Linked DNA regions of Mus musculus: all the other regions are linked to region 1. Evidence: chromatin loops called from intact Hi-C (ENCODE). Cell type or tissue: left cerebral cortex. All regions are shown on one strand.

What was found. Peaks named below come from ENCODE experiments on the same cell type or tissue, not always from the same donor. Only the 100,000 strongest peaks of a DNase experiment are listed, where the experiment ranks them.
Region 2: it touches region 1 in a loop (3-fold over the local background); 10 of 42 quality-filtered maps call a loop at or near these places.
Region 3: a loop joins it to region 1, with 2.7 times the contacts of the local background. A loop is called at or near these places in 5 of 42 quality-filtered maps.

What each region holds. Positions count from the first base shown.
Region 1 is chr9:103,360,677-103,368,676 of GRCm38, forward strand. Cdv3 (carnitine deficiency-associated gene expressed in ventricle 3) reads right to left here and starts at 5,104. Exons shown (of 5, transcript NM_175565.3): 1 at 4,378-5,104; 2 at 3,299-3,375. The coding sequence starts at 4,692. In left cerebral cortex, a CTCF peak has its summit at 3,518; DNase peaks (open chromatin) are centred at 3,591, 4,174 and 5,269; H3K4me3 peaks cover 2,472 bases; H3K27ac peaks cover 1,663 bases.
Region 2 is chr9:103,999,710-104,007,709 of GRCm38, forward strand. It overlaps Nphp3 (nephronophthisis 3 (adolescent)), which reads left to right and starts at 2,835. Exons shown (of 27, transcript NM_028721.3): 1 at 2,835-3,452; 2 at 5,005-5,130; 3 at 5,747-5,897. The coding sequence starts at 3,072. It overlaps Gm33054 (predicted gene, 33054), which reads right to left and starts at 2,650. Exons shown (of 2, transcript NR_168653.1): 1 at 2,593-2,650; 2 at 2,051-2,325. In left cerebral cortex, CTCF peaks have their summits at 2,436 and 3,524 (motif pointing right); DNase peaks (open chromatin) are centred at 2,489, 2,853 and 3,427; H3K4me3 peaks cover 1,715 bases; H3K27ac peaks cover 1,255 bases.
Region 3 is chr9:103,203,696-103,211,695 of GRCm38, forward strand. It overlaps Trf (transferrin), which reads right to left. Exons shown (of 17, transcript NM_133977.2): 16 at 6,800-6,983; 17 at 5,181-5,383. The coding sequence ends at 5,349. Among named protein-coding and RNA genes, the nearest start is that of Srprb, 5.6 kb to the left of the region's middle. In left cerebral cortex, a CTCF peak has its summit at 4,236 (motif pointing right); a DNase peak (open chromatin) is centred at 4,330; H3K4me3 peaks cover 292 bases.

The DNA.
Region 1 (8,000 bases):
GTAACCCCAGCATTTAAAGACTTATGATGTCAAGAAAGAGGAACAACCTAATTTCCAATCTGTATTTAAGACTAAGACTGTCTCTCAGGGCTCAATAACAGAGCACTTCACCTGTAACTCAAAAAGACAAACAGAGAAGTAACCACCGTTTGGAGGCTGACTGGTGACCTCAGCATGCAAGCTGAGGCAAGAGAATGATGACGTCACTGATACTTTCTCCAAAAACTAAAGGTCACACCTAGATGGTCCTTGCCACCAAGCCTAACTACCAGAGTCTAATCCCCAGGATCCACAAGGTGGAAGAGAACTAACTCCTGTTGGTTTTATTCTGATATGCATGCCACAGCATGCTCACACAAAATAAACTGCAATTTTTAAAAGACAAAGGAAAAAGAGAAAGCCAAATTTCAGTTTTCCCTTTTAACATACAACCTGTCCAGCCATATAAAATGATGCTGGTCACTAACAAATAATATTCATGCCATTTAAATCATCATCTAATACATTATACTTATCATAAACATCAAACATCCAGAGAGAATCCTAAAGATCTGTAATTTTAATGAGAACTTTGATAGCTAAAACAATGTTAGGAACTGATTGCTCAAGTCCAGGTTCTGCCATCTCTGTCATTTAATGGTCAGGCTTTCAAGATGATACTGGCTGGCTTTTAGATATCACCAATACGAAGAGCAAATTTATACACTCAGTACATATATCACCTTCGTAACAGGAAGTAAAAAATTCTAGCTTTCATTTGAAAAAGAGATGGGAACATGTTATTCTCTAATGGATCGTAAAAATCTGATCAGATAGCACAACACCATTGTCTAACAGTAGCTTATTAGCTAGTATGAAGTTTATAATTACCCAGGCTAATTGTGGTTTCCAATCTTCATAATTTTTTCAAGAGGTTTTTTTTTTTTTGCCTTTTTAAATTGTAAAGCCATGTCAATACTATAATTGCTTCAGGGATGAAATAGGTAATCATCTGGGTGTGGTAATATCCCAACAACCTAATGCATCCAAAAAAGGTGAAAAAGATTCCCACCTACATGGCATTTACACCTGCATACACTGAAGCAGTTGCTTTCAGTTATTCATTCACTCTTTGAATCTATTCACTCACCAACACAGTAAATCACAACTGTTCATCTGTATATATGGTAAGAACACTTGCTGTAAAAGTAAAAAGAGCAGAGTTCAAACCCCTGGCCCCCACATGAAAGCCAGGCATGTCAACACTGCAGGGCAGAGACAAGTAGATCCTAACAGTTTATTAACAACTTCCTGACTCTAAAAAAGTTAAAATAAAGAATTTTATATCCTGTTAGAAAACCAGTTCAATTTAAATGTTCTCCATAATTTAACAAAATCAAATTTTATACTGAAAAAACTTGAAGGCCACCCCTCTACCTTCAGAAAGTGTTACTTTTACCCACTAAAATTCAAGTCAATATGTCCAGAAATTACCACTCAAGGGCATAATTTAACTTCAGAGCAGGGACCACATCCAGATAAAAGAAAGGAACCTGTAAACTCCCTCTCCAGATTTATAGATCAGACTTGGAGATACAAAACAAGAACATTTTCTACTTTTTCTTTTAAGTTTTGAGATAGGGTCTCACTAAATTGCTCAGAGTAACCTTAAACTCACTCTAACCCAAGCGCACCTGATTTTTCTTATTCTCCCCACCTCAGCTTCTCAACAGCTGACAGTTAAGGCTTTCACCACCAAGTATTTTCTAAAATTACTCATAAGCTTATATACTGCTCTTGTAGAGGATACAAATTCAGTCCCTAGAACACAGCTCCCAACTACCTGTAACTCCAGTTTCAAGGGAACTGATGCGCTCTCTTCTGGCCTCGACAGGCACCTGCATGCACATACATGTACATATACATCCCAGACATACATATGTAATTAAATCTTTAAAAAAGGAAAAACAAAGCAAAACAAAACACTAAAGCCACACCAAAAAGGGAGATAACTTCTAAGTTCCCTACTATAAAAAACAATGTTTAATTTGGTAAATTCACAAGTGAGAACACCTAGGGATATGAATGCCTGGGTGGTACAGACACTAACCATACATTAAAATATACTACCTGGCTTTTCAATAAGTTACCTCAGATCATATATAATCTAGATTTTAAAAGATTAATTTAGAGTTAAGAAAGTTATTTCCTCAACAACTGTCCCATATGGTCACTGGAATTCTCTACAAATTGCAAGCTTCAAACCAAAGACAATTTCCAATCATTTTGCTTGTGTAAGATGAGTAAAGGATTTTAAGGCAATAGAGCCCTACTCACTTTTGAACTTCAAAAACCTTACCTTAAATACTTACCCTTTCTACTTAAAAAAAAAATCTTTCCAAACATGTTACTTTTAAAACCAGATCTAAAATGAACTACCACAGATTGAACGTGACAATGTAGGTTCTCTTAAATCAACCAATCCAACTGTGAAAATGACTGTTTTCCTGAACTTTGAAAACCAGTCACCTCAGAGCCCGAAATGGCAGGTAGCACAGGCCTGCAATTCCAGCAGCTCAAGTTCAGTCCGGAATACACAGCTAAGAACTGTGCAAACGAGGGCTAGGGTAAGCTACTTTTGGGGATAGGTTCAGAAGAGCCTCTATTAACGTTCAATTTTTTGACTGGGGTAGTGGGTATTCAAGGTGGCTTCATGGTCAATGCAAATTCGTGTATGTTGGAAGTATCCTACACTGCAATTACCAGAGAGAACTAGAAAACAATTTTACTAAGTAAGTAAAAGAAAAAACTAAGTTCCTGCACAGCTTGGTGGTACATTTGGGTGGACACTTTAGAATTAAGAGTTCAAGGTGACATGTCGCTCAGCGGTCTTCCACAGATCAGGGTCCAGCTCACAGAACCCACACTAACAGCTGTAATTCCAATTCCAGAAGACAGTACAGACATGTATTACACAGGCAACTCGCTTCAAATATTTTTTTTTGGAAAAAAAAAAAAAAAACAAGCCCCTTCTTCTCCTGAGTCACACAGTAAGTTCTCAGGGCAGCGAGTGAACTACAGGAGCCCTACTAGGGGTAGGGAAGACCACCTAAATTCAAACACGAAGTGTTAAAAATTTTTAAATGACAAAAATCCATTTTAGTCAAGCCAAAAATCCACATAGCTGCAAATAGGGAAACCACAGGATTTTAGAGTTGGCAACTAATTTAATGACACAGAGGGCATTTAAAAAAAAAAAAAAGTAAACGCGTGCACTACTTAACAAGGTTACCTAATCCCACGTGTAATCACATCCTACCTTATTTGCATTGCCTGAACTCTTAATCCGCTGTAATCAACCTCTCTTTGCTCAAATTCTTTCCACTCATTTTCATCCTATGGAAGAAACAACACCTGATTAGTTTTTGGTAAGCCCACTTCAGACTAAAAGGCATCAAGGGCCAACGGGATTCCCCAAACTGGTAAAGGTACCCGCGAAACATCGAATTAATTAATTAGAGATCTTGGTAAACAGATTCCAGACTCGGAAAAATTCCATCAGTGGTCGCCAGGATTCTTGAGTCGGTCTAAGAATCGGCGGCAGTCAACACCGAGAACCAGAGAGTCTAACTCTCCAGGCCCACGTGGTGGGAAGAGAGAATTTACCCCGGCCTCTAACCTCTCCGCACACGTACACAGGAGTGCGCGCACACAAATAAGCAAATAAATGTGATCTTTAAAAAAAACAAAAAACAACAACAACAACAACAACAAAAAAAAAACAAAATTGCAGACAGTGACACAGACCTTTAATCCCAGTACTCCAGAGACAGAGGCCGGAGGCTCTTTGTGAACTGGAGGCCAACCAGAGCTACACCGTGAGACCTTGTCTCAAAAATTGGGGCTAGTGGCCGGACGGTAAAGTTTAGCCCGTTCCTGCAAGATCCGGAGACGTGCCTAATTCCCAAACGCCCTCTCTGCCGCCGCTTTTACTTAAACCCAAGCCCAGGGCGAGCTGAGCGGCGGAGAGAAGGCGACAGAAATTCCACAACTCAATTCCCAGCCCTGCGTGGCCGTGGTTGGGAGAGTAAGCCACGCTGGCCCGGGCGGCACAGAGGAGCCTCGGAACACCTTAAGAACATGAAATCCGGCCCCAGCGGGGCTCAAGCGGGACCACGAGGACTCGGGCACACGTCACCCGGGGACCGGCCCAACCCCCGTGGCCCAGAGGGCGCGGCGCGCAGAGGGCCGCGGACGGGGGCGGCCAGACGAGCCCCGGGGGCCGAGGACCGCGAGCCCGCCCGCCCGCCGGGCCGACGTGCGAAGCCCGAGTCACGTGGCCTCCCGGGCCGGCGGGGGCGGGCACATGCGGCCGGCCGCCGGCCTCCCGACCCTCACCTTCGTTATGGCCTTGCCGGCGGGGCCCGCGCTCCCGCCGTCTCCGGACCTCGAGCTCCCGCCGTCTCCGGACCTAGCACCAGAGCCCGAGCTCCCGCCGTCGCCCGACCTGGAGCCGGAGCCCAAGCTCCCGCCGTCGCCCGACCTGGCACCGGAGCCCAGGCTCCCGCCATCGCCCGGCCTGGAGCCCGCCGCCGCGCTGCTCCCGCCCGCGCCGCTCGCCGCGTTGGCCGCGCGACTGCTCCGTTCCTTCTTCTTCTTCTTGTCCCTCTTGGCGAAGAAGTTGTCCAGGCTCCGCTCCTCGGTCTCGGCCATGGCCGCGGTCCGGATGGGTGGGGCCGGCGGAGGGCGCGGCGCTCGCGGCTCCGAGCTCTGGGTCAAGGCCGGCTGTGCGCTCAGGCTGCAGGGTGCGGCGTCGCCTCAGCCCCGCGGGGTCGCCGAGGCGCGGGCGGCAGGGCGGCCGGCTCCCCCCGTGCTCTGGTGGTACGTTCCTCGCTGGGAACCGCGAGCGTGGAGCAGGGTCGCGCCCGCCCCGCTGCCTGAGGGACAAGGAAGGCGCGCACCGGCGAGCGCTCGGCTAACGACGGCGCGTGCGGGAGGAAGACGCGCGGGCCTGAGGAGGGGGAGAGGGGACGGGGAGGGGAGGGAGGGGAGGAGGGAGGGCGGGCCACCAGCAGAGAGAGGCAGCGCCGCGCCTGCGCGCTCGGTTCCGCCCGCCGCTGTGGGCGCGCCGAGGGGGGCGGGCGGCGGGATGAGAAGGGGGCGGGTCTTCCGGGAGAGCCAATCAGATGCCCGGACGGAGCGCTTAGGTGACAATCCGTTCCTTCTACGGGGCGGTGCCCTGTATGGGGGCGGGGAGAAAGCGGGTGTAGGCAAAGAGAGTGACGTCCCTAGTGACTCCTGCCTCCGATTGGCCAGGGAATTTGCCTTGAGGGCGGGCATTTAGAGGGTTGGTGACTTGGCTGAAGAAGACCAGCCGGAGGGGGCGGGTGTGCCTTGGTTGCGCGCATGCGCAGGGTACACGTGCGTCTGCTCGCCAGGACTGTGGCCTGGTAGGCGTTTGAACTTTCAGGAAAAGGAAAGAGACCATGTTAAGCCAGCTATGTTCAAGCTTGGTCCTCCTGCCCTGCTTTTCTGTACTCGCACCCTCTCTGGTCGGGCACCTATTACTTTTCTTCTGAATGGAATGCTTTTGATGAGGAGCGCTGGATTAGTATTCGTGGTTCCATTTACGGAAGGATCTTAAATAAGCCAGTGCATGAAAGGAAGGGAACTGATTTTGACTAGCTGTGTCTACCAGGGTCAGGCTAAATAAATCTGACCCTCTAACGCTAGCTCTTGTGAGATGGAGAATGGCTGGGAATGTGATTTTGGTGGTAGCGTGCGACAGGCGCATGTCAGCGCAGAGTCTGTCCACAGAATCACAAAAAGAAAACACACAAAACCCCTCCTTTTCCTGGGTCTTCACCCTATTGGCACATACTATGTGAATACTTGATCCCCGAAACATCTGCAGCCCAGAAAGCTTTTTGTTTGCTTGGGGGAGATTGCTTTGTTTTGGGACCGGGTCTCACCTACCCCAGGCTGCTTTGAACGCCATACATAGAAAAGATAATGTGTTTCTGACCTTCCAGCCTCCACCATCCCAAGTGCTGAGAATTCAGGCATGCACTTTTGTGCCTATGTTAGCGATACTAGGGGTTTCCATTCTTGCTAGAGAGGCTCTCTACCAGCTAAAGAATGAATGACCCAATACAGATGTTGGAGTTTCCTTGTTTTTAGTTACACAATTGCACCTAGAATTGCTCCTGCTCTGACTTGAGTTTGAGTGATTGCTACAGTTTAACTTTGGCTCCTATGCTGGATCTTAGGACAGAGAAGGGGATAAAAAATATCCTTGTTTCCACCTGACTTGACTTTGGGGCCTTGGAGAATCAAATGTGTGTTTCTCTATGAGACGTGTGGTCTGGGTATGCATTAAACTTCTGCTTCCTCTAAAGGGTAGAGGAGAAAGCTGTGACAACCACTGAGGAAATGGCTAAGTCCTATGTCTGTAGCCTTGGGGGAAAGATAGGACCCAGCTAGTAAATGGAGGGATGTCTTTCCACACCTGTTCCCTCCTGTCTTTCCTTACAAGTCCTTCCCTAGTTGTGGCTATTGAAGACCTACATTCTGAACATATCGATGGATAAATGAAGGCTCTATGGCTGTAGCCAACAATAAGAAGACCTTTCTTTTGTTTTGTTTTTTGAGACAGGTTTCACTATGTAGTCCTGGCTGCCTTGGAACTGGCTCTGAAGACGGAGATGACCTCAAACTCAGAGATTCACCTGCCTGGGCCTCCTAAGTGCTGAAATTGAAGGTGTGCGCCACCACACCTGGCTAATAAGCAGACATATTTGTTCTCTTCCCCCAGCCCAGGATGGTTCCTAGGTGACTTCCTTTTGTGACACCACATATCTTCCTGTGGTATTGTCCAAGTTCAGCACTGCCCAGTGCCACCAGCTTTGCTTAACATCTCTTAGCAAACTTTCTTTTTACCTTCCTTGTCTTCTTTCCTCTTTCCTTCTTTTTCTGCCCTTTCCTGCTCCCCACCCCCCTCATTTTAAGACAGTGTCTAAAGTATCCTAAATTAACCTTGAACACAGAGCCAAGGATGGTCTTGAATCTCCACTTCCAATTCTCTCTCTCTTTCTCCTTTCTCTCTCATTTTGTTTCTGTTTCCTTTCATTTGTTTTTAGGATAGAGTCACCCTGTGTAGCCCTGTCTGGCCTTGAACTCAGAGATCTTCCTGCCTTTGCCTCCCTCTGCTGAGGTTAAATCCCACCACTGTCTACAAAGCTGTTTCCTGTATCCTGCAACTATTTTATCAGTTGAACACCCCACCCATTTTTCTCCTTTCCAAAAAGATGTATTTATCTTTATTTTATGTGCATGCATCAGTACATGGATGTGACTGTACATCTGAACCCCTAAGCCTGGATTTACTGTGAGCCACTTGATATGGGAGCGGGGAGCTGAACACAAGCCTCTGGCAGAGCGGTAAGTACTTCTCATCACCGAGTCCTCTCTCCAGCTGGCTCTCTCTCTTCCTTAAACAAGGTCTTCCTGTGTAGCCCAGGAGGGCCGAGTGATAGATAACACTCCTGTCTCTGTCTCCAAAAGTGTTGAGGTTCTAGGCCTACACTGCCAAACGTGGTTTGCTGTTGTTTCTCATTGCTGGTGGTCTAGGTGAATGCAGGTGTGGTACACAAGCACCTGTGTGTTCATGATCGCCTTGGAGGCCAGTGGACAACCTTAGGTGTCCAGGCCTCAAGTGCCGTCTACATTTTCTGTTTGTTTGTGTATATATGCATGTGATCCCAAATGACATGGTGTATATGTCGAGGTCAGAGGGCAATTTGCAGGCAGTAAGTACCTGTATCCACACAGCCATTTTGCCACTCCACCTTTTTTTTTTTTTTTTTTTTTTTTTTTTGATGGACATAGTTTCTCACTGGGGTGCACTTGGAGTGCACTAATTCAGCTAGGCTGGCTGGTCAGTGATCACTAGGGATCCCCCTGTCTCTGCCTCCCCAGAACTAGGGTTACTAGGACCCCTGTAACCTGCCAGGAGGAGGGTA
Region 2 (8,000 bases), 640 kb after region 1:
ACTTAAGGAGGGGAGAATGGGAGGAAGGGAGGAAGGGAGGGGGAGAGAGGGAGGAAGTGAAAAGGAGGAGGAGGGATGGAGTGGAAGGGAGGAGGAGAGAGTGAAAGGGAGGGGGAGGGAGGGGTGGAAGGGAGGAGGAGAGAGTGAAAGGGAGGGGGAGAGATAGGGTGGAAGGGAGGGGGAGGGAGAGGAGTGGAAGGGAGGGGTGGGGTGGAAGGGAGGGGGAGAGAGTAAAAGGGAGGAGGAGAGATGGGGTGGAAGGGAGGGGGGTGGGGTGGAAGGGAGAGGGATGGATGGGGTGGAAGGAAGGGGGAAAGAGTGAAAGGGAGGGGGAGGGAGGGGATGGAAGGGAGGGGGAGGGTGGGGTGGAAGGGAGGGAAGAAGGAAGGGTTTATTTTGGCTCAAAATTTGAGAGTACAGCCCCTCTCAGCAGGAAGGCCTTGTGGCCAGACTATGAGAAGGCTGCTCACATTTCATCTGTAGCTAGGAAACAGAGAGATGAGCCCAGGTGGACCAGTGGCTTTCTCCTGTGAACTCACTCTGGGACCCCAGCAAGTAGGATGGTAGTGCCCACAGGAGGACCAGAAGTCTAAGGTCATCCTTAGCTACAAAGAAAGGTTGAGACCAGTCTGGGCTGCAGGAGATTGTTTCGAGGGGAGGGGAGGGGGGAGGGGAGAGGAGAGAGGAGGGGGAGGGGAGGGGAGGGGAGGGGAGGGGAGGGGAGGGGAGGGGAGGGGAGGGGAGGGGAGGGGAGAGGAGAGGAGAGGAGAGGAGAGGAGAGGAGAGGAGAGGAGAGGAGAGAAGAGAAGAGAAGAGAAGAGAAGAGAAGAGAAGAGAAGAGAAGAGAAGAGAAGGAAGGAAAATCTAGAGAATGGTCCTCAAATCTCTGAAGGAACAGACCTCAGAAATCAGCAGCTAGAAAGGCTTTGAGAACCTAGGGCAGTCTTTTGGGTACTCTGATAGAGCAAATGTTTCCCTTTGGATCTCATGGTACTAACTGGAGAAATCAATATGTAATCCTTCAACTTAGGAGAGTCCAAAGGCTAGAAGGGTGTCTAAGAGGTCAGAGAAAACACGACCAGCTAATTTGAGGGAAGGAGTTCAGGGCATTTGTGGGGGTGGGGTGGGAGTTAAAACGGACCAGCATTCCCAGAGTTCCTTGGAGGAAAGGCTGTTTGCTTTGTGATAGATATGAAGGGTGAAAGATTGGATGTCAGCCATGACAGTGCTGACAGCAGACTATTCTCAGCCATCAGTCTCCACCGGCTAAAGAGAGCAGATGGCTAGATTAAGTAAAAGTTTGAAGTTCTAGCTCCAAGGTAACTTAGGACAACTCCCCAGGGCCGTCCCAGCTTCAAAAGTCTCTGCAGGGTTGGCTGAGGTCTTTGCTGGGAATGCTGCACAGAGCAACCTTGCACTGATTCCCCTGCCTTGCCCCAGGTACCTACCCAGCATTCTCTGGTAGACATCTTGCTTGCTTATCTACATCTCAGAGTTGGCTTTCCAAGAATCCTAGGGATGCCTGTGGATGGAGTGAGCCACCAAAGACTATCTTAGGTCAGCCCAAGGAGGCTCTGCATGGACTGATGCTTAAAATGCTACCAGATTTCTTACAGCTGGGGATGGAGTAAGCAAGCACTGGAATAAGATTATATCCCCCTTGGGTAATGAGGCTCCCGGTAATGAGGATGATGGCAGAGAGAGTGGCTGGCATTCGGAGACTGCCTAAGAAAAGGGCAAGTATAAAGATTACCAGCACCCAGCTCACAACAGTGTTGAGTCAAAGCCACTGCTCACTTTTCTGTCCCCTCTAACCTGGGGTACCAATCTGGGATGGGCAGGAAGATAAGTTAGCAGACCAAGGACAACTTGGAACAGTAGCACGCGTTCCCTTCCTGCAAACCCTGTACTTAACAATTTTCTTCCGTCTAGAATAGGGTCCCTGGCATCCTTATCGCCAGGCGTTATAAAACCTGAGCTTATCAAGGATGGGGGTGGGGGGAGAGAAGGGTCGCGGGGGTGGGGGGGTTCAAGTGGTGATGCTTCGAAGTTCTTTCCTGGCTGGCATTATTTATTACATGTTTCCTGAGAGACACACTAGGCACTGAACTGCCTCCAGAAAAGAGCCCTTTAGTCAGGACCACAGAAACAGTTGCGGCAGAGCGGGGGCAGATGGGTATGTGATCTAGTTCTTGCTCACTGAGACAAAGTTCACGCAGAGGGAGCAGAGCTTGTAGGTTTGGGCCTAGTCTGGAACCTTCCCTTCTGGATGTCCGGATCTCCTGGTACCGCCCAGCTTGCCCAGCTCAGTCCTGCCGCCTGCTCCTGCAAAGCAAGTTCTCAGGGCCGCCAGCTCCGTGATACCCATTCCTCTCCTCCCGAGTCTCATTTCTCTCAACCCTCCCTTGTCCAGCTCCTCTACTGGTCTCATTCAGAAGAGCACGCCCCCGCGTGTCTGGTCACGCCCCCAAAGCCTGGCTCCGCCCCACAGGACTCCTGGCCACTCCCCCTCTCGTTGTCCAGCCAGGACCACCTCTCCGACTCTCTGACTGGTTTTCTCTTTCTTCTGCTGCTGCCTTACGCCCCACTTACCGGGCTACGACCCTAAAATCTGGCCCGACACTCTCTCTGGGCACTGCTCTTCTCAACTGACCACACCTCCTCTCGCTGCTACGTCCCACCCCTCTCTGTTAGCCTTAACATCCCCAGCTTGCTCGGCCACGCCCCGAAAGTATGGCTCCGCCCCTTCTCAAGACGGCCACTCTTCTTCAACACCACGCCCCTCTAGTTGCCACGTTACGCCCTTCTCCCCAATCACCAGGCCCGGCTCACTTACTGCTCCGCTCTTCCCTCCAAACTCCGCCCTCTCCTCTACAGCACCTCGCCCCACCATCTAGGCCCCGCCCTTAAGGCCTGGCCACGCCCCGGCCACCTCCCTGCTCCTGGCCACGCTCCTCTCTGATTTTGGTTTCTCCCTGCGGCGCTCCGCCCCGCTTGACAGGCCCCGCCCTCCTGGTCCCGCCTCCTCCTGGCACCCAGCCGACTCTCAGCCTCAGCCGGCCGCGGGCATCATGGGCACAGCCTCGTCGCTGGTGAGTCCCACTGGCGGGGAGGTGATCGAGGACACGTACGGGGCAGGCGGCGGCGAGGCCTGCGAGATCCCGGTGGAAGTGAAACCCAAGGCCCGCCTGCTGCGCAGCTCGTTCCGCAGGGGCGCGGGAGCCGGGCCCGGGTCGCTGCCTCGCGCGGCAGGGGGCGGCGGGCTGCTGGGCGCCAGCTTCAAGTCCACCGGCTCGTCTGTGCCCGAGCTAGAGTATGCGGCGGCCGAGTTCGAGCGGCTCAAGAAAGAGTATGAGATCTTCCGGGTCAGCAAGAACCAGGAGTTGCTGTCCATGGGCCGCCGAGAGGCCAAGCTGGACACGGAGAACAAGCGGCTGCGGGCGGAGCTGCAGGTAACGCGGGACCGAGAGCGTCGCAAGCGGGAGGCTCTGAGGAAACTGAGACCCGAGCGCACCGCTCAGCCGCTTGGTGGCACCACCATCCTACCCCAGCTACAAACCAAGTTGTTTTCTAAATTGTGCAAAAGCTGCTCCTCCTTTATGTGGAATCATTATTTGAGTGTAAACTAATTTCTTATCAGCATCTTCCCCTGCCCCTTTCAATTTACGGTTCATTCATTAAGACACGTTGAATCAACCCAAGTCCTGAAGTCGAAAAATTTCTCAGAGCAACTACACACAAACTCCTCCCGGTTTTAGGTATCTCCAAAATGGAGTTCTTGGGTTAGTTTTCTTCGCGAAGTTCGGCAGATTCTGGGGTTTAATGATACGATAGGAATTTTTCTGGAAACCTCCTGATTTTATGGTTTTTAACTGTTGTGATTAAAAGTCTTCCCTGAGAGTACTCAAACTCTCTTAGTCCATTTAGTTAATGGACTAAACAGTTACTGCAATGCTATTGTAGGCCTTATAACAGATCGCCTTTGATTCATTCGGATACTAGGTAAAGCAGAACTTCTCGGAGTAAAAATATGGGACTATATGCCGTGGGTTCGGAGCCTCTCTGGTGGTCATTTGTTTATACCTTTCTTTTCTGTGAGAGGGATCTCTGACAGCCCAAGAGCTCCCGGCACATCAGAACTTAAATAAACATCACAGATTTTTTTGTAAAAGAAGGCTCCTTCCTTCTAGTAGGGCATCATTCCCATAAGCTATGAAGCCCTTCAGAATCTGCTGGGCTATTAGCATATTATCTGGGAAGCTGTTCTCACCCTCAGCTCCCTGCTCGCCTCACTTTCTACTGGGAGACCAATGTGCTTGCCCTTATAAAGTGGACTTGCGTGTCCCTCGTGTATGATGTCATGTATGTGCACCACTGCCCACTAAGAACCATGTGAATTGCAGGGAGAAGGGGTTAGCAGGATAAAGAGGCCAGTGCAGGGAGGACTGACAGACAGATGTCACAGATCACAGATCAGCAGTTCCAATTCCCTGTGAAACCTGTTGTTCCTTTCTTACCTGCATCATCGTGAGAAAACTCCCTCACATTTATTTCATTCAGCCATGTTGACATTTACTGGAGGCCTCTGATGGATCCAGACGGTGAATGGCTCAGGAGAAGAGTAAAATGATTAATATATAATGCCAAGGAGCACAGGAACCTTCATACGTACTATTCTTCAAGCTAAACCTTACAAATTGCGTGTCTTATTCTCTTAAAAACCCAAAGCATAGAAAAATCCTAGTGCTGGTGCAGTATTTCAAAGAAAAAGCATTAATTTCCGTTGAGAGCTCATTGCTGAAGAACCTGTTTACTAGGATTCAAAAATGTTTGCATTTTTTTCTATCTTGCTTGAAATCGTTGACACCATAGAAGTGCCTGGTAATTGATAAGAGAGTGAGTAGAGAGAGTAGAGATCCCAACATACGTAAACATGTATGTAAAAATGTAAAATGTGAACGAAAGGCCGTTTTTGTTAGGTGATAACAAGGTGAATCATTGCAGGCACTTCAGAAAACTTACCAGAAGATACTTCGGGAAAAAGAGGGTGCGTTAGAAGCAAAATACCAAGCCATGGAGAGAGCGGTCACATTTGAACATGACAGAGACAGGGTTAAAAGGCAATTCAAGGTAAATTCTTGATATTTCTTCCCATCCCCACCCTCCCCTAAGTGACATAGACTAAAAGCTAGTTTTCAAAAGTGTTTAGAGCCAAGTGTGGTGGCATATACCTTTACGCCCAGGACTCTGGATGCAGAGACAGACAGATCTCTGTGAGTTTGAGGCCAGCCTGGTCTAAAGAGTGAGGTCCAGAACAGCCCAAACTTCATAATGAGACCCTGTCTTGATTTAAAAAACAAAAAAAAAAAACAGCAACCAAAAAAACTTTTTTTCATCTGATATTTTGCGGAACATAGATAAATCAAGTAACAGCTGTGAAGCTCGTAGAGCTAGACCTACCAAACTTTTGGAAATGTTTGGGGATATTTTGTTTCGCATTTGGTATGAGGGAAACAAATGTGTCCCATGTCACACACACCCATGCTGTCAGACTTCCAGCAGGTTCCACTGCGAACAATAAAATGAGGGTCCGAAGAAGTATTTCTGTTACAGATGAGGAGACTGAGAACCAAATGTATTTTGACTTTATGAATAAATGTTTTTACCCCCCCCCCTGAAAACTTGGTGGCACAATTCTGTGATTACGGAAAAAACGTTTCAAAATTAAACTCTACCTTTTAAAAAGATTTTTAGGGAAACCAAAGAAAATGAAATTCAGGACTTACTGAGGGCCAAGCGAGAGTTGGAGAGCAAACTTCAGAGGCTGCAGGCTCAGGGGATCCAAGTGTTCGACCCTGGGGAGTCTGACTCGGATGACAACTGCACAGATGTCACTGGTGAGCTCATTTCGTGTCCCACTTTCCACAGAGCTGTATGGATGCTCGAGATGGTCAGTCATCCTTTTGCTCTCTGTGTGCAGGATTAGTGCTTACTCTGCTCTTACAAATGGGAGACCTTCTGTGTCTCTCTCAGCTGTCAGGACATCATCTCCTCTAAGTGTATGATGTCAGGAGCAACATTTTCTCTTGTTATTGTATTCTGCCATCCATCCTAGTCCATGGGGTGCTTGCATGCATGTTCACACTCATGTGTGAGCTCTTTCTCTTGTCTCTCTGTGTCTTTCTATCTGTCTCTCTGTCTGTGTTTGTGTGTCTCTCTCTGTATCTCTCTGTCTCTCTGTCTCTCTGTCTCTCTCTGTGCTGTCTGTCTCTTTCACCCCCTCACCCCACCCAAAGTACCTATTCTCCATTTTTCTCCAAAGGAAAAAAGAAGGTACAGTGTGCATGCTGTTTTTTCTTGTTGCTGTGACAAACTGCTTGGCAACAAACTACTTAAGAAGAAAGGTCTCGTTTCCGCTCACGGTTCAAAGGCCACACCCGTCACTGCAAGGCTGTCACAGCAGCAAGAGCATGAGGCAGCGGATCCCATTGCCTTTACAGTTAGGAAACGAGGATCCTGTGCTCAGCTTGCTTTCCCCTCTCCATACATACAGTTTGGGACCCCCAACCTGTCATGGAACAGGTCACTTTTAGGGTGGGTGTTGCTATCTCAATTAGCCTAGTCTAGAGATCCCTATCAATTTAACAGTCAAGATTAACCTGTGAGGTAGCTACAGGGTGAGGGGCACTTTCACCCAGGCCTGATGACCTTGAGTTGTATCCTGAGCCCCCACAAAGCTGCAGGAGACAGCTGATTCCTGAAGCCATCCTCTGACCTCCACACGAGGGCAACCACAGGTCCATGCCTATGCGCATGCACACACATTTGGAAAACTATTTAAAAAAATAGCATCACAGGTAGACAAACACCCTGCTTTTCTTGAAGGCACAATCTGAAATACAATTCCCTCTGCTCAAATGGCTCTGGCCAAAGCCCAACCTAGACTGCAAAGGGTAATCAATAGATAGGTAGATGTGTGTCAGCTAAAGTGTGTCACCTAAGGTGGGAAGGGGAGCTAGGCATCATGGAGTTATATTGTCCACAGATTGTTTCCCATATAGTGATGTCATCTATGCAACTTTGTAACAATTGTGGTCTCACTGTTTCCAACCTAGTTCAGTGAGTCACTCAAAAAGCTTTGGTTTTATAATAAACATATAAAACACTTTTCTATTAAAAGGTGATTAAAAAATCAAGAATTGAAGGCATTCTCCATGTTTCAAGAAAAAAAAGTCAACGGTGTTAATATGAGATAAAGGAAACGCTTCTTGTAGGTATAAGGAGAAATTGCTGTAGCCCTCCTATTTATAAGGGTTGGGTTCTAGTCTTACAAAGGGATGTTGTTGGGAGAAAGATACAGCAACTGGCAGTTCCCCCCTAGTTTTCATTATATTCTCATTGCATTGTGGCCACCATCTTGGGACTCTTACTACTAACATTTGAGAAAAAGATGCAATGATTCTGACTGGCCAAGAGCAGCTGCGAAAGTCCCTCCTGCTGCCACAGAGCCGGATGGATTGCTTCCATTTTGGTTGCTCAGATGCATCAAAGCTACTGTAGTTGTCTTGGCAAGTTAACAGAAACAAGTCGATGCTCCCTTTTTGGTCTTTCTCCTTGGTACATTGATTTAAACCTGAAGGACACAAGGTATCAGTGCCCTGTTGATCGGCTACCTTCAAAGTCCCTTCATAAGCCGGGAAGAATGCTATCCCCTGTGAATCTCAGCAATCAGGAGGTAGCGGCAGGTAGATCTGTGTGCATTTGCGGCCAGCCTGGTCTACATAGTGAGTTCCAAGAGAGCTAAGTCTCATGAAGAAAAGAAAAGTCCCTTCTCATTTTAATTGATACATACATGTCCAATTGCAGGTAGATTTTTAGAATTGTTTGTGTTGCCTTTAAAGTCCCTGATTTTGATTTTTTAAATAAATTTATTAATTTATTTATTTTGTGTATATGTATGTGTGCATGTGGGTAGGAGTGCATGTATGTGGACATCAGAA
Region 3 (8,000 bases), 160 kb before region 1:
AGAGATGGCTCAGTGGTTAAGAGCACTGGTTGCTCTTCCAGAGGTCCTGAGTTCAGTTCCCAGCAACCACATCAGGTGGCTCACAGCCATCTGTAATGGGATCTGATGCCCTCTTCTGGTGTGTCTGCAGACAGCTACAGTGTGCTCACATACATTAAATAAATAAATAAACAAACAAACACTGAAAGTGTGAAATACAGGGTAAAATTTCTGAGATATTTAGAAGTTAAAATATGTAGGTTGTAATGACTATAAAATATATAGTTGCTGTTGTTCTATTACTGTGAAAAGACACCATGACCAATACAGAAGAAAGCATTTAATTGGGAGCTTTTTTGTTTGTTTGTTTTTTTGAGACAGGGTTTCTCTGTGTAGCCCTGGCTGCCCTGGAACTCACTCCGTAGACCAGGCTGGCCTCGAACTCAGAAATCCACCTGCCTCTGCCTCCCGAGTGCTGGGATTAAAGGCATGCACCACCACCGCCTGGCAGAAGAAAGCATAGAAAGCATTTAATCGAGAGCTTCCTTATATTTCAGAGGCTGAGTTCATGAGTGTCGCAGTAGGGGATGTGGCAGCAGGCAGGCATGGCACTGACACAGTAGCTAAGAGCCTACATCCTGATTCAGAGGCAGAGAATAAGAAACTGGGCCTGGTGTGGGTGTTCAAAACTTCAAAGCTCACTCCAGTGACACACCTCCTCCAACAAGGCCACACCTCCTAATCCTTCCCAAACAGTTTCACCAACTGGGGACCAAGCGTTCAAATGTATGAAGCTATGGAGATGTTCTCATTCAAACCACAACACAGCCTAACCTACACAGTAAATTCCTTGGCTACATAGTGTGAGATTTTGTATCATCCTTTGTTTTGGTAAATCTCCATCCCAAATATACCCCGGCGATGAAAACACAACACAGTTAATATGAATACATGCTGTGCACCTAGGTTGGGCAGATCTACCACTACACTACCATCTTCCACATCTATGAGACCCCTTAGAACTTGCAGTTTCTCCAGGCCATGTGCTTCTGCTCTGCTTTTCTTCTTCCTCCTCCTCTACGTCCTCTCCCTCTTCCATTTTCTTCTTCTCTCTCCCACCTTTCACTCCACCTTCCCTTTTATCTGCCCAATCATCAGCTCTTCTTTATTTTACAAATTAAGGTGGGAAGCAGGTTTACAGGAAATCACCTGAGTGCTGACTCATTCCTTGTTCGCAGCCCCTCACAGGAGAATGGAATTAATATCAAATATAATTAGCCCCAGGGCTATTCACAACCATCCTTTCTAACAAAAAAAAAGTTGTTGGACGAAAGATTGTTGTCATCATATGTAAAAAGAAAATTGCGTACCTATATGTATACAAACACATACACAAAATAAAAATTAATATTTAAAAAATGACTTGAAGAGACATTTTTTCCCACATGTTGCAAACTATCAGGAGGAATGTGAAGTGTGCTTAATGTCTTTAGCCAGTGAGAAAATGAAAATGGAAACTGCTATGAGATACTACCTGATACTCATTAAGATAGTCACTATTAAAAAAGTCAGAAATATACCAAACAGTGCTGAGAGGAAAGGGAAATCTGTTACACTGTTGGTGGGAATGTAGCTTACTACAGCCATTATGGAAGACAGCATAAAGGTTTCTTAAGTTAAACAAAAAAAGAACGGGTGGTAATGAACCCTGAAATCCTAAGTACTCGGGAGGTGAAGGCAGAAGGGTCAGGAGCTCAAGGGCATCATTGGCTGCACAGCAAGTTCGAGGCCAGTTTGGATAAAATGAGAACGTGTCTTAAAATGCACACACACACAAATACGGATGTTCGCATGCACCATTTGTGGGTTTAGGGACCCACAGAGGTCAGAAGAGGCATTGGATCCTCTGGAAATGGAATTAGAGAGATTTGTAAATATTTTATTTTAATGATGCATGTATGTGTAGGCGTGGGGGGTGTGTGTGTGAGTCTGTACATGTGAGGGTGCAGGCTGTGGGCTCTCATGTGAGTCCTGAGGTTTGTAAATGCTCTCAGATGCTGAGCCGCTTCTCTGGCCCTCCTCGGGTCTTCAATACTTTTTTATAAAAAAAGTATAACTTAAATTTTTAAAAATATTTTGTTTTAATTATGCATGTACGTATGGGCATGTGTGTCTGGATGACTTTGTGCCTGTGAGTGCAGTACCCAGAGAGTCCAAAGGAAGGTGTTGGATCCCATGAGTTTGAATTTCAGGTGGTTGCAATAGTGTAGATGCCAGGATCTGAATCCCCCACACCCTCTACAAAAGTGGCATATGTTCATAAGTGCTGAGTCATCTCTAAATTCTAAGAGCGGCTTGCCTAGTATATGTGAGGCACAGAAAAAAAGTTTTGAGGCAGGCAGTGGTGAAGCACGCCTTTAATCCCAGCACTCGGGAGGCAGAGGCAGATGGATTTCTGAGTTCGAGGCCAGCCTGCTCTACAAAGTGAGTTCCAGGGCAGCCAGGGCTACACAGAGAAACCCTGTCTCGAAAAACCAAAAAAAAGTTGCTGTGTCATCGTACTGTTGATGGGCCCTAGAAAGTCCTGTTATGGATGCTCCCTCTAGGTTTGTCTGTTTGTTCGTTGGCTTTATTTAGTTTGTGATGCTGAGGAGCAAACAGAGCAAGTAATGTCACTGAGCTATTCCTGTAGCCCCTGCCTTTGATTGGTGGAGTTTCTGATTTCTGTAATATTCTAAACTGTAGATCCACAGGTTGTAGTGAAGGGACAATATGAACCCCGTTTGTCCTCATTTTGAGGACCAGGCCTGATTAAAAAAAAAAAAAAAAAAGCCATAAGGCACCAGCTTCGGGAAGAGACTCTAAGTATCAGAAACTAGGCCATAAGACAGCAGCTCTAGGAACAGACCATAAAACCCAGAACAAGATCATAAAAGCCCCTCCCAAAGAACAGCCTGGGATAACCACAAAACGGGGAAATATCTCAGAATGAGCGATCTGTGCTGGACAGCCCTATTTTATGGTTGGACACTCATCCATAGGAATGTAGACCACTGACCACCTGTAACCTCTAGCTCACCTGTAACCCACCAGTGAAATCTTACATTACCTAATCCTTCCAGAGAGTTTCCTGCCCCCTCTAAGAAGGCCTGCATGCCTTTATCTAGGTTCGACATTTCAAAGACTGGTTGACCTCTTCATGCTGGCTGCCTCTGCAGAATAAATGCTCTTTTGTTTTTGCATACTGAGTCTGGGGTCTTCCTTCAGCGGTTTTCAGACCCTTACATAAGGAGGTGTAGATGGAGGATGCTGGAGACTTGGGTCTCAAGTATAAATATGAGTACCCCAAAGTTGTTGGCATTGCTAGAAGGGAATCTGAAAAGAGAGGGGAACGCTGGGTCCAGAGGAGAATTCTTAAGATACCCAGATTGGTAGGATAAGCTCAGGTCATGAGTGAACACAGAGAGATGGGAATCAAAGAGAATGACCATGTCAGAGAGGGAAAACCATCCTAAGAAAGGGAGGGTAGTTGGGCGTGGTGGCGCAAGCCTTTAATCCCAGCACTTGGGAGGCAGAGGCAGATGGATTTCTGAGTTCGAGGCCAGCCTGCTCTACAAAGTGAGTTCCAGGACAGCCAGGGCTACACAGCCTGTCTCGAAAAACAAAACAAAACAAACAAATAAGAAAGGAAGGAAGAAAGAAAGAGAGAGAAAGAGAGAAAGAAAGAGAGAAAGAGAAAGAGAGAGAGAAAGAGAGAGAGGAGAGAAAGAGAAAGAGAGAAAGAGAGAAAGAGAAAGAGAAGAGAGAAAAGAGAAAAGAAAGAAAGAAAGAAAGAAAGAAAGAAAGAAAGAAAGAAAGAAAGAAAGAAAGAAAGAAAAGGAGGGTAGACTCCCTCATGGAAAAGCTGGCGAGTAGCAGCAACTTCTGTCAGGGTGAGACTGTAGAGCCGATGACTAGTCTCTGTTTGTTCAGCCAACTGCTTATTACTAATACATGGGGAGAAGGAGACGTAGAGCCTGAACCTTCCAGGAAAGTTGGCTGAGGAGTGGAGGCATGGGGGTAGAAATTAGACAGGGAATCTGTCTAAAAGTCACTGTCAGTGTTAATGCTGAGCTCTTGAGCCATCCTTCTATAAAGTACTCTTTTTAATGTTCATTTCGTACAAATTAGCCAAGGCCTTGTAGGGTGGAACTTTCTGATTTCCTAGCATGGGCCCTTACTGACTTAGCGGACTGCAAAGCTAGCCTGAATACCTGCCGCCTACAGGACTGTAACACTAGAGGGCGCCATAGACATGCCCGCCCTCCGCAGCTCCTCCCCACCCTCACATCCTATACACCAAAGCTCCCAACACTTCTTCGACCAGCACTCGAAGAGCTTCCCCTCGCCTGCCCATGACGTCTGCCCATGACGTCTAGCTGACTGGTGAGAAAGAACCTCGCCCACGGACTGACAACCAATTGTTTGCAATATTGTCGGGCTCGCAGGGAGATTTTTTTTTTTTTACGCAAAGCTGATTCAGATTTGGTTTTGGACCATGGCTGTTCCATCGCAATGAATTAATACAAGTTCTGTCAACTTTCTCAGTACTCACTAGGGCATCTATTTGTAACAAATTCTTCTTTCTGGCATGTGCACATGTGCACATACGTACGTGTGTGGTCATACAGTTTTTTTGTTTTTTGTTTTTGTTTGTGGGTTTTTTTGTTTTGTTTTGTTTTGTTTTTTGTTTGTATTTTCGAGACAGGGTTTCTCTGTGTAGCCTTGGCTGTCCTGGAACTCACTCTGTAGACCGGGCTCGCTTCGAACTCAGAAATCCTCCTGCCTCCCAAGTGCTGGGATTAAAGGCGTGCGCCACCACGCCCGGCTAAGATTCTTATTTTTGATCTTTTATTTTATGTGTATGTGGTTGTGTGAGCTTATGTGCCTCACATGAATGCAGGATCTTGCGGAGCAAAAGAGGCATCGGATCCCATGGAACTGGAGATACAGACAACTGTGAGCCACCATGTGGTTGCTGGGAATTGAACTCAGGACCTCTGGGAGAGCAGCCTGTGCTCTTAACCTCTGAGCCATCTCTCCAGCCCCAACTACCTGAATCTTGAGCTCAGGAGACAAGGTTCAGTTTATATGATATTTAGTCAGATTGTACAAAGAAATCCTGGTGAAAATATCTAGAAAAGAATGGAGTTTGGGAAATATAAAGTCAGCAGTCGTTTTTATTTTGTGCTCTGTGTATGTGGTAAGGCACAGCAGCGAAGACTACACCAGTTAGCCCCAACCCCTCAGGGCATGAAGACCAAGAGAAGCCCATGGGCCACGGGAGGGAGCATCTGTCTCCACCACAGTGGCAACCCACCTCTTGGATTTTAATGTTTGTGGAAAGTGCAGGCTTCCAGGAGTCCTGGGGAGAGAAGAAAGATATAGGACATTGAGAATACTCTTACTTTTATGAGCTGTTTAGCAGAATGAAAGGAACCTGAATGGGCAATTCAGTATCACATAAATTGTGCCAAGGCTCATTGTTCTGCTAGACTCATGCATGCTGTGCCCCATCCCTCCCATCCCTGCTTCCCTACACAGCTCCTGAGCCTCCCACGGGGAGGGCTCCACACAAGGATAGAGAAGCTGTCATGTGACTTTCCTGCCCTACAGGCATCCCCAACTTTGCTTTTAACCAGTGAGGCTCTGAACTTGAATTCACATAAGGAGAAGCCGCCTAGGAAGGCCCTTCTTCCCTGAGAATGCGAGGCAGATGGTAGCTGGCAGTCCCCAGCAACGTCTGAGCTGGGTCTAAGGATGGAGTGGAGAAAAACAAAGCTAGACTGGTGTTCTCTGGAGCATACAGGTAAGGGAAATATTAACTTGGATTCTGTCACACTAAACCTCAACAATCACATTGCTCACACTAGAATTCCATGTGGCAACTTGTAAAACACATATATAGCATAGCTTGGCACAGTGCAGCACAGTGTAGTATAGTATAGTATATTGTCTCCGACCGTCAGATCTAGGGATTAAACTCAGGTCATCTAGCTTGTGCCACGGGCTCTTTTCCCCACTGAGCCATCTTACCAATCCACATGGGGCAACCTTGAAAGGGCCATCACCCCAGAGCAGCACAGTCTCCGAGGCTGTATCTCCAGCACAATAACTTAAATGAAGGCCAAGACTCACCTCCAAACTCCAGTGGGAGACTCACCACTGTATATCCCATGCACCCCCTCGCACTTTACAAATGTTTTCAGGTGTCCCCGCTAATCCCCAAACAGATGGTAAAATATATTTTATCCTATTTCAATTCCTGGAATATGGCATTGCAGATGCTGCTTAGCAACTTCCTAGCTAGCCAGAACTTATCATTATTGAAGTTCCCTAGAACAGAGCTGTCTAAAAGGATGTTCTATGAACAGAGCTGTCTAAAAGGATGCTCTGTGATAATTCTTCTTGCTATGGCTACTTTCAATTAAAATTGTAGCTGGGTGGAGTGAGGATATGATATCTAGATTTAATCCAGCTGTCACCTGAACTTGCTCTGTCACACCTTGCTAGCCATTGCCATATTGGACAGGGACCTCTAATAAGTTCAGTGCCCCTTTTTATCTTCTTAGGAATTGTGTGCATATAATTCGTCCACTGCCTTAGTATCCTGGGTCTGCGACCCCTTAACAATATGTGCATATAACCCACGTGGTTGTATATGCTAGGTTTTGCCTTGCTCACGTGGCTGTTTCCTAAGGGTTTGAGTTCTTGTAACTACCATTCCAGCACCCATCGCTGGGTTTCTCTGCGACCTCTCCACAGGGTTCATTCTACTTACGTGAGGTTGAGCACTTCCTCATGTTACCGACAGATTGCATGTACTCCGCTCCTAAGTATTTTTCAGGTGTGGTACCCTCTGGAAGTTTAACGAAACATTTGGTGTCATCCCTGAACAGAAGGTCCTTGGTGGTGGACTTGAACAAACAGAAATTGCCGGTGCAGTCACTTCCCCCAAATAAAGTCTGTCAAATGAGCAGAAAATAGACGTGAACCTATGTCTCGGACTGGAAACACCTGCAGGAAACTGAAAGGTCCAAGCCAGCCCTGGGAACAACAGAAAGCTACAGAAGATATTTATAATTGACATGGCATTTTTTTAAAAATCGACACAAGAAACAGAGGTATAAAACGCTGTAGAAAGGTTAAACATTTCACATTGAGTTTCTTTAAATATTTGGTAATGCTGCTATGAAACTGTTAGTGATTGTAAGACTGCTTGACTCAAATCTAATGTCAAACTAGAAACACCACTGAAGATTATCATAGGCTTTGGAAGGAACTTTTCAAAGTATGCTAGCCTATTTCTTTTAAAACTAATGACAAATTAAAAGGCAGGCAGCTATACCAGAAGGAAGGGTAATTTGTGTGTGTGTGTGTGTGTGTGTGTGTGTAGAGTGGCCCTAGGGATAAAGTGTTCCAGTGGCCCCTGTACTCGCTGCCCCCCAAGGCTGGCCCTGACAGGATTTTTCTGAGAGTAAGAGTCTTGTATTTTCCAGACTGTTAAGAATATGGTGCAACTGATACAAGCAAGAGAAGGAGTAGTCAATTCCGGTCCTTAAGACTCATACGAAGGAACATTAGAAATTGTTTTCAGAAAAACATTCTCGAGGAAAATAAAGTCCCGAGTCAAGATCCAGATGAGCTGGAAGGCAGATTCTAGGCTCGGAGGGGTTATGGGTCAAGTGGGAATTTGTCTGTCCTGACTAGGAGTTCCACAGGAGCAGAGCCAGGTCTGAGGAATCCAGTCCCAGCTAGCACACTGTGTGCCCTCCCTGTAAACACACATTCCCTAAGACGTGTGCATGCACCACTTTATTTATTTATTTTTTTGTTAACTTAGAAACATGTGTGTATGTGGTATTATTTCCATTTAATACGTGAAGAAACCGAACGTGGACATTTTAAGCCATGTGCCTAAGATGGCGTGGACCGAAAGCTGCCGAGCTGAGATTTGAACTCAGATATTCTGATCCACGGTC